Linked DNA regions of Mus musculus: region 1 is linked to region 2. A link is a loop called in an ENCODE intact Hi-C map of the cell type or tissue named here. Cell type or tissue: heart. All regions are shown on one strand. Links, peaks and the distances in the headings refer to the core of each region. The heading gives the core; the rest is flanking DNA.

Evidence for each region. A loop is a pair of places that touch in the nucleus more often than their neighbours do. Peaks named below come from ENCODE experiments on the same cell type or tissue, not always from the same donor. Only the 100,000 strongest peaks of a DNase experiment are listed, where the experiment ranks them.
Region 1: it touches region 2 in a loop (2.3-fold over the local background); 3 of 42 quality-filtered maps call a loop at or near these places.

Annotation. Positions count from the first base shown.
Region 1 is chr3:57,332,308-57,337,694 of GRCm38, forward strand. It overlaps a transcript of Tm4sf1 not described here. Among named protein-coding and RNA genes, the nearest start is that of Gm51274, 17 kb to the left of the region's middle. In heart, for the core only: no CTCF peak of the experiment used is centred there; a DNase peak (open chromatin) is centred at 2,924.
Region 2 is chr3:57,265,669-57,271,055 of GRCm38, forward strand. No RefSeq gene overlaps it. Among named protein-coding and RNA genes, the nearest start is that of Tm4sf1, 34 kb to the right of the region's middle. In heart, for the core only: a CTCF peak has its summit at 2,065 (motif pointing right); no DNase peak of the experiment used is centred there.

The DNA of each region.
Region 1 (5,387 bases), core at 322-5,321, 67 kb after region 2:
TGCAACACTAAATGACTTTTGTCTTTATGAAGTAGGAAAGAATCACAATGGATTAGCACATGCCTGTCTTTAACAGTAAAAGTCATATATCTTTCACTTTATGTCACATCACAATTGCTATAGCTATGTGAAATATCATTTATGTCCATTTGTACGCATGGTCATTATGAGACCCATTATGAGATCTTGCCATTTAGTTGTAGGTCCTTTTTATTTCTAATGTTGTATATTCTGTTCAAAAAATTCAATGAGTCAAACGTATCACCTTAAAACACCCTCCTAGGAACTGCAACCCTATAGGTGGAACAACATTATGAACTAACCAGTACCCCGGAGCTCTTGTCTCTAGCTGCATATGTATCAAAAGATGGCCTAGTCGGCCATCACTGCAAAGAGAGGCCCATTGGACTTGCAAACTTTATATGCCCCAGTACAGGGGAACCCCAGGGCCAAAAAGGGGGAGTGGGTGGGTAGGGGATTGGGGGGGTGGGTATGGGGGACTTTTGGGATAGCATTGAAAATGTAAACGAGGAAAATACCTAATAAAAAAATAAATTAAAAAAAAGGCACAGATGGCATTTAAAGCTCAGAACAATTCGTTTGGATCCATTATTTGTTTTGCGATTAATGTGCCTTCCCTAGGTTAACTGAAAAAAAGTAATGGCAAGTAAATATTTTTCTGCATTTTTGTCATGTATAGTTGATTAGGTTAGCATGTTTCATACATACTTATCAGGAAATATGGCTACATTCATTTATAGACTCATTCATGTAGGCTTATATGTTTATATATTTTTACACCCATGTATAGCCTTCATTTTAAAATTGCAGGATTTTTGTAGTTCTAATAAATAATAATAATAATTTAAAAAAAACACCCTCCTAGGCAATACATCTTATGCTAAGTATCCACCTTCTCTTTCAGCCCAAAGCCGCTAAGACTCTACAATGATAGCTTTCAACTCTTAACCCCTAGTGAAAATTCTTCCAACAACTTCCTTGGCTCTAGCTTTTCTTCATATTGACAGAATTTTCCATTTCAGAAGTAAATATTAGCCTATTCAAAGCATACTCTGGTCGTATCTATTTTTTAAATTACATAGGTTCTCACAAACAAATTTGGTACTGTCTGGTGGTACTATTCTTTATTTTTATAATTTTATTTATTTATTGAAAGTTTTATATGTGTTTGCTGTATTGATATCATTTCTACCTCCCCCTCTCCCTTACCAACTCCTTCCATGCTCCTAATGCTCTCTCAAATTTATGTTGTCTTCTTCCATTTATATTCAATGCTTGAATACAACCTAGTAAGAATTTTTAAAGTGGTATGTTTAATTTATTTAATGCTTGAATGGAATATATAAGGAAGCACACACTGCTGAGAACATTTGGTTTTGTATATATATATATATATTATATATATATATATATTTGAAACTGTATAGCCTATCAGAGTGTTTGGCCCTGGAGAAAGTTCATTCTTTCTTTCTCAAGAATTGCTTGTAGCTTTGCATCTAGGAGTGGGAGCCTTGTTATGTTTTCCCCATTCATCTTGGAATGTCAACTACTATTCTCATTGTGCAGGTCTTATTTAGGCAACATTTTGGGGAGCCATTATCTCACACCAGATACCTTGGTCCTTTGTCTCTTAAAAGGTTTCTTCCTCCTCTCCTATGGTGTTCCCTAACTGTTAGGGACAGAGGTTGTGTTGTAGATGTGTCAGTTGGGATGGTGTCTTAGTTAGGGTTTTACTGCTGTGAACAGACACCATGACCAAGGCAGGTCTTATAAAAAATCAACATTTAATTGGGGCTGGCATACAGGTTCAGATGTTCAGCCCATTATCATCAAAGTGGGAGTATCCAGGCAGGCATGACACAGGCAGAGCTGAGCGCTCTACGTCTTCATCCAAAGGCTACTAGTGGAAGACTGACTTTTAGGCAACTAGGATGAGGGTCTTAAGCCCACACCCACAGTGACACACCTACACCAACCAAGTCACACCTATTCCAATAAGGCCACACCTCCAAATGGTGCCACTCCCTGGTCCAAGAATATACAAACTATCACAGCTGGGCATCCCATGGTCAGTTGTTTTCTACATTTTGATCAGCTATGGAATTCTGTAATAATTCTCCAGCTGGTACAAAGAGAAATTTATTTGATGAGGAGTGAGAACTACATTTACCTGTAGGTATAAAGATGCATATTTAGAATACAGTTACAAATTTTCACTGACTTGGGAAAGTAACAGAAGTAGAGCATCCTCTAAGGTCTATAACCTCATCAGCCAAGGGGAAGTTGGCTAGTTTTACAGTCTGAGACATTAATTTCTCCTATTAAATGGGCCTTAATTTTAACTAGGCTGTTGGTCACCCCAATACATAAGTGCCACTATTGTACTCTTGGGATATCTTGCCATGAACACTTTTGGGCACTGGAGAGAATCATGTTAGAGTCACAAGTTCAGCACTTGTGGATACTCCTTTTGGAGGTATCATACTGTTTCTTTAAAAAAAAAATGACCATGATAATGATGACCTCCCTCTGTGGTCTGAAATATAAAATTATGATAATGTCACAAACATTCAAGCTACAAAGCAAATTTATAATCGTTAGCAGCTTTATAACAAGTGTAGGCTCTACTTCCATACAGTTTAGCACCTGGAAAATGGTTTGATATTTTGTTAGAAGCAGACTCAAGTTTTTTGTATGGTATGAAACTGTAGGGTCTTGTAAGAACACACATGAACAGATCATTTAAAATTGAAATGTAGTGTTATTTTTATAGTAGACTCAGGGAACATTTTGAGTTCTCAAATGAAATCAATCTCCAGCTTGTTTTTATGTGACAATGTGGGTTTTGTTTTATTTTGGATCTTGAACAGGATGTGGAAAATAGGGACAAATGCCAAGACTGAGAGACTCTATGCCCTAGGGACCTTTGCTTTGGTGGCCAGGAAGTTCAGGGCTGTCTGTAAATTCATAAGTCTAGGATTGAGAGAGAGAGAGAGAGCAGAATAAAGGCTTTAGCTATATCTGAGAAACTGAACAAGGAGTTAGCATTTGTGTGCATGTGTGTATGCATGTGTGTATGCATGTGTGTATGGATGTGTGTATACATGTGTGTATGCATGTGTTGCAAGAGTACACACAAGTATATGCTTGTAAAGGTCGGAGAACAATGCTATATTAAAAATATTTATACACAGTTATATGCTCACTACCCTTGCACTACCACTACTTTCATGAATACACACACACACACACACAATCTCCTATCAGCATTGGACATCAGACTGGCTGGTGCCAGCTAGCCTCCCCACCCTTCCTTACGCTCCCCCTCAGTTATCATGTGGCCTGAGACTTATTGTCTGCCTTTTAATTGTTAGCTTCACTCATTTCCACTATATTAACTCAGCAGAACTAATCTTGAGGAATTGTTTTTTTCGCTTGTAACACAAGATTGCAATTCTAATCTCAAGGTGTTTCCAGCCCAGAATAACACATTGAATTGTAGCTGGAAAGAAATAGGTGTCCAGTGTAAGAGCCAAAAGAGGGCAGTGGCAGTAAAGAGGGGAAATTAAACCTGAGCTGGGTCTAAGAGCAGAGTCAAGGGAGGTTGCATAGAGGCCAGAGAAAGCCAGGACATTTCACATGAAAACAGTTGTCATTTACAGACCTGATGCAGAATGTCTTCATGGTGAAATCTGATCCTTGGTTGATCGCTGCATGCAGATATATCCTTCCTCCTCTACTCCAAAGCCTCTCCTTTTAGAAATCACTACCGGAATCATGTCATGTTCTCAGTGTGCTTTTAATAATTATTCATTTTTTCAGGAATTAAAAAAGGACATCATTCCTGTGACTGTTTATTTCAGCCTGCGTTACATAGTAAGACTGTCTCAAGTCCTTAAAAGAAATTTTTGGTAAGGTTTGTTCCCAGAGCATATTTTCTATGAATATCTCTTTAGAGCATATTTCAAAGGTTTTTTTTTTTTCTTTTATCATGTGCTCATGGATAACGCGGTTCATTTCCTTTTCTTTCCTTTGTTTTTTTCTTCCTTGGTTTTTTTTTCTTTTTATTTTTTTTACACTCCATATTTTATCCCCCACCCCCATCCACCCTCTGACTGCTCCACATCCCACACCTCCTGCCTACTTCGCTGTCTCCACGTGGATGCCCCCTCCCCACCTGACCTCTAAATTCCCTGGGGCCTCCAGTCTCTTCAGGGTTAGGTGCATCATCTCTGAATGAACACAGACCTGGAAAATCCTCTACTGTATGTGTATTGGGGGCCTCATATCAGCTGGTGTGTGCTGTCTGTTTGGTGGTCCAGTGTTTGGGAGAGCTCAGGGATCCAGATTAATTGAGGCTGCTGGTCCTCCTACAGGATCACCCTTCTCCTCAGCTTCTTTCAGCCTTCTCTTATTCAGCAACAGGGGTCAACTGCTTTTGTCCATTGGTTGGGTGTAAATATATGCATTTGACTTTTTCAGCTGCTTGTTGGGTCTTTTGAAGGACAGTCATGATAGGTCCCTTTTGTAAGTTTTCCATAGCCTCAGTAATAGTGTCATGCCTTGGGACCTCCCTTTGAGCTAGATCCCACTTTAGTAACACCCACGATAGCTAAGTGATAGTTATATGTCTTTGCATGGCAGTATGTTTAAATGTGTAACATAAGATAACACATATTATAATTTCAAAAGAACAATAATAATGTGCAAATATAGTTATCAAATAATACTTAAAGCCTCAAATTAAGTAATGTGAATTAATTATCAGGCTAAATAGTAAGATCTAGTTGTAAACTATAATGAGCATGAAGGATATTTTCAAGGTTCAAAACACTTCTCATTTAATAGGAAAGTATCTTGAATTTTTCTTGCTGAAAGACTCATTTACAACATGAAAATGATACAGGGAGATCTAAATTCATAATTAAGGAAAACGTTAGAGCAGTAGTTCTCAACCTTCCTAGTTCTATGATCCTTTAATACAATTATTCATGTTGCCATAACCCCAACCGTAAAATTACTTTTGTTGCTACTTCATGACTCTAATTTTGCTATTGTTATGAATCATAATGAAAATATCTGTGTTTTCTGGTGATCTTGGGCAACTTCTAGGAAAAGGTCATTCAACATTCAGAAGGGTCATGACCCTCTGAATGAGGGAGGGAGAGGGACCTGGGAGGGAGAGAGGAAGGGGAGAGAAAAGAGGGCAGGATCAGTTGTGGGAGGAGACGGGGGGGAGGAGTAAAGAGGGTCAGGAAATTAAATGGAGGTGTGTAGCGGCCAGGGAATGGGGAACTGGGGGTAGCCACTAGAAAGTTCCAGATGCCAGGGACCCAAGAGGTTCCCAGGACCCAACAGGAATGACA
Region 2 (5,387 bases), core at 137-5,136:
TCTGAAAGAACTGCAGGGATGGAAATGGAGAGGAGCCTGGGGAGAAGAAGGTCCAGGGACAGGTCTGAAGTAGGATCCAGCTCAAGAAGAGGTCCCAAGCCCTGACACTATTACTGAGGCTATGGAGTCCTCACAAAATGGGACCTATCAGGACTGCCCTTTAGAAGACCCAACAAGCAGATATTTGTAATCTGAAAGAGTCAGATGCAGATATTTGCATCCAACCAACAACAGAAACTGCTGACCCAGGTGGTTGAATTGGAGAAAGGCTGGAAGAAGCTGAGGAGGGGGACAACCCTGTAGGAAGACCAGCAGTCTCAATTAACCTGGACCTCCAAGATCTCTCAAACACTGGACCACCAACCAGGCAGCATGCACCAGCTGATATGAGGCCCCCAACACATATACAACAGAGGACTGCCAAGTCTAGGTTCAGTCAGAGAAGATATAACTAACCCTACAGAGACTGGAGGACCTAGGGAGCTTAGAAGTCTGGTTGGGGTGGGGTTGGGGATGGGACATCCTCGTGGAGACAGAGGGGTGGGGAGGAGATAAGGAATGTGGAACAGTCGGAGGGTGAATGGAGGAGGGGGGGTTAGATCTGGAGTGTAAATAAATAAATAAATGATTAAAACAAACTAAGTTGTCTTAACTTTAAAATCTGACAGACCTAGTCTCTGACATCTCATTCACATGTGTAAATTACTGATCTAATAGGGTTGTCATTTGTCTATACCGTTATGCATTCAAGATCAGGAGTGGCAGATGATGCTGGCTCAGACCCCCTCCTAGCCCCTCTTCTAAGTGCACTGAGATTCTTTCTGGGTGAGTAGCTATCTGCATGGACACGATGCTTTCTACTGTACACATTGTAGACACAGTCATGCCCTGAACATGCCCTGGTTTCTAGCAGGGCTCTTATGCTAAGCCACATAAACAATATCACGTTGACTAATTTATACACCCATATTCTCGTGTAATAATAAATGCTTCAAGAAATTAAGACTGGACCTAGAATAAATTAAATATTTTATCAATTAAAAATTCATGATAAGTGAGGTGAATAACTTTCCCTTAAACACGAAGTGGTGGGTTTAGGAAGATGGCTCAGCAGTTAAGAGAAGTTGACAAGCATCAATGGGAGGAGAGGCCCTTGGTTCTGTGAAAGCCCGATGCCCTAGTGCAAGGAAATGCAAAGGTGGGGAGCCAGAAGTGGGTGGGTGGGTGGGGGCACACCCTCATAAAAGCAGGAGGAAGGGGGATGGGATAAGGGGTTTCTGGGGGGATTGGGAAAGGGGATAACATTTGAAATGTAGATAGATAAAATATTCAATAATAAGAAAAAAGAAATTGTTGATCTTGCAGAAGATGTGAGTTTGATTCCCAGCTCTCACATAGTGGCTCACAACCTCTCCTAAGTCCAGTTGCAGAGAATGAGACACCTCTTCTGAGCTCTGTGGGTACCAAGCATCCATGTGCATACATACACTTATGCAAAATACTTATACACATAAATAAATAGATTATAGATAGGTGATAGATAGATAGACAAATAGTTGATAGATGATAACTGAAAATTTTTTAATCAAATGGTTACCAAAAACCACTGGTGTTTTATCTGAAATGTATCAGAGATGCTATAATCACTGCATAATTTTTCTTGATATTTCAGTTGTTGGTCTTCTCACTCTTCCATATTTCTTTTATTTTAAACAAAACTAATTAGCATACATGCAGTGATAGAAAAAATGAAGCTGAGATAATGCTCTTAGCATGAAGCAAAAGTCAGAGGCTCGGGCGAATCTACAAAAATCAGTATTATTTGGTTACCAAGTTTTAAGAATGTAACGAAAGCCAATTTATAAAGTTTACTTTAGATTGAATCTAAGAAATGGGAACTGGTCCAAGAACTTCAGATACAAAACTGAAAAGCATCACTGTCTGTCATACCTACTCCCTTCAGTATCAGGAAGGCAAGTGCCTTCCTCTCCAGGTGCCCATCTCAAGTTCAAGCTATCATTCTCAGCTCTAGGGAAGGGACCGGCAGCCCACTGCTGTCATTACTCCTGTCGGCCACATGGTGTCACTGTCGAAAGCCTGTTTATTTTTCTAAAAATGCTTCCTTCACAGAGAGTCACTATAGGGACCCTTACTGGGAAACAGAGCTCCCTTCTATAGTCAAGGCTCTTAATGATATTGTTTTGAACCCCCATTTCTGGAGAGACTGCCATGCTAGAACGGCCAAGAATAGTCTAGAGGCAGAGAGGAAACTGGAAAGGGGTGGGGTGGGGGGTGTGGATAATGCAGGCCCCTAGGTATTAACTATGGTGTTTGCTTTCTACCACGGAACACATATACCTCTTCGATAGGGACCAGTGAATTTAAATGATAGTGGTTACAGAATGCTCTGCTCTCTTCTATATTTTTCATGTTTCTCCATCATATATGGGGTTCTCATGAAGGCTACTTATGACATCCTTGTATTGCTTTGCCTCAATATCCTTTTCCCTTTTAATTTTATTTGGGGCTTATACTCTAGCATTCCATTAGATCCTAGGTACGTGCAAATCATAATGGCCTCTCCTTTTACCCATTAAAATGTGCTTACGCTCATGCCAGAACACTCAAAATACACTAACCCCAGGGCCATGGTGAGTTAGTCTTGTAATCTTAGCCCATTTATACAACGTAACAAAATACTACCCACTGTGTAATTTATAAATGACAATAATTTTTTCTCTGTTCTAGAGCCTGGGAAATCCAGGACTAAGGCACTGTCCTTTAGTGTCTCAGGAGGGACAGACTCATGAAGAGACATAGATGCTGCCTTCTAGCTGGGCCTGGGCCTGGAGGGTGGTCAGTGTGCAGGGCAGGACCTGGCACAGACTCAGAAATTCTGGACCTGGACATGGAGGGCTGATGGGGAAGGAAACAGAGAGGGCAAAAAGAAAGCATGTAGGTGGGGTTCTTGGCTGGACTTCAGTCAAGAGAACATGAGGATACAGAGCCCAGTGAGGTCTGGACAGTACAGTGTGAGGTTCCTGGCTCAGACAGGCTTTCTAATCAGGTATACACTCCCCATCTCCCCCACCCTGTTGTCATGTAAACATGCACACACATACATGGGTTTCAAAATCAGCCAGAAGCACCTCTCAGCTTCTTAACACAGCACTGTCTGCTTTTGACCAGATTCTCACATACATTATCTCAGGCAGACATTACCATTCCCATGGACAAACAAGGAAAGAGAAGCTGAGTGACACAAGGGACTTGCTTAAGGTAACAAAACTAGACAGGAACAACGGCTGAGTCCCATGTGCATCACCTCCTCATTTCTTGTCCCATTCCTTGCTCCCTTTCTAAAGATCAGCAGCATGGCTGGGCCTGAACCTGGGCCTTATTGGAGAGTCATAGCAAAGCCATTTTTTAAAAAGCAGCCAACTCCTCCAAGTTCTCAGAGGCCCTGAAATGTGAAGTGTATAGTTGACACGATGTGTTCATCTTGGGAACACTACAGCTTGTGTAAGCACTAGCTCATTAGTCCTCATAAGACCAGACATTCCCAAACAAATGAGTTAATGTTTGAAAGTTCTTGAGATCTGAAGACTGTAAGCATAACATGAATGAACTCACGGCAGCACCAGAAGCCTCTACAGCTGTCCTGAAGTAGATGGCTTGAAGGGCTGTCCTATAAAAATGTCAAGTCATGATGGTGGTGGCAGAAATGAGGTGTGCTGGGGGGTCGGAGTCAGATCTAACAAGACTGACTGATTAGGACAGAATGATACCAAAGTAGACTCAGTGGTGACTCTGGTCTATTACCAGTGCCTGACAAACAAGATGACTAGAAAAGGGTGCTAAAATTGTGTCCAGGCACATTGGAAGCGACTACTGGGAAAGACTCACGGCATTTGCCACGTGTGCAAGACTGAAGAACTTGACCTGCATGTTTCAAGAATTCATCCTTTCTGGTGGCTATTATTCTGTCTAATAGAATCATCCAAGGAGCTTTTCAATCTCTTGACTGGATGAGGCATGCCGAAGCCACTGGATCACAGCTGAAAAGAGCTGGTCACTGATATAGCTATCTCTTTTGAAGCTATGCCAGTGACTGGCAAATACAGAAGTGGATGCTCACAGTCATCTATTGGATGGAACACAGGGCCCCTAAAGAAGGAGCTAGAGAAAATACCCAAGGAGCTAAAGGGGTCGGCAACCCTATGAGGGATCAACAATATGAACTAACAGTACCCCCCAGAACTGTGTCTCTAGTTGCATATGTAGCAGAGGATGGCCTAGTCAGCCATCAATGGGAGGAGAGGCCCTTGGTCTTGCGAAGATCATATGCTCCAGTACAGGGGAATGCCAGTGCCAGGAAATGGGAGTGGGTGGGTTGGGGAGCAGGGCAGGGGGAGGGTATAGGGGACTTTCAGGATAGCATTTGAAGTGTAAATGAAAAAAAATCTAATAAAAAAATGAAATAAAAAAAAAAGAAAAAGAAAAGAGCTGGTCAGATCAACCCAAATACCTTTTAAAATGCTTGGTGTTTTTGATTGATAACTGTGACCTGCCATCCATTGCAAGTTAGTTGGTGATGTCATCTGAGTCCAAGAATCACGGTTTGTAAGGGTGACACTGTACAGAAGTAGAGAATAATTCTCAGCCTTGGCAATTGCTTGGATAGAGTAGAAACTTGTTCTTTCTTTTCCTTTTTTTTTTCCTTTTTCTTTTTCTTTTTTTTTTTTTCCTTTTTTGTGTTGTTGTTGTTGTTGTTGTTTTTCGAGACAGGATTTCTCTTTGTAGCCCTGGCTGTCCTGGAACTCACTTTGTAGACGAGGCTGGCCTCGAAATTCCAGCACTTGAGAGACAGAGGCAGGCAGATTTCTGAGTTCGAGGCCAGCCTGATCTACAAAGTGAGTTCCAGGACAGCCAGGGCTACACAGAGAAACCCTGTCTTGAAAAAAAAAAAATGTTGAAACTTGTTTTTTCAACTGCTTCAAGTTCAGAGCAAAACTGAGCAGCTCAGTCTGCATGTACCTCCTGTCTCTGTGCACACAACTGCTTCTACCCACAGGTTGCCCCTGTTAACCACTGGAAATGCTTCTACCCACATGTTGCCCCCTGTTGACCACTGGAAATACTGAGATGAGGAAGTTAAATGATACATTCCTGAGTAACCAATAGGTCTAATAAGAAAGCAAGATGGAAAGCTTGAGACAAACATTAAATCACAACATCTAAAAAACATTGGGATTTAACAAAAGTAAGTTTAAAAGGGAGCTTTCTAGCCTATGTATGTTTGGTTTTCTCAGCTAATCTAACTTATCACATACCCAACAACAAAATAACAAGTGGACTGATAAAATCAGCTGGCACTTTCCAAAAGA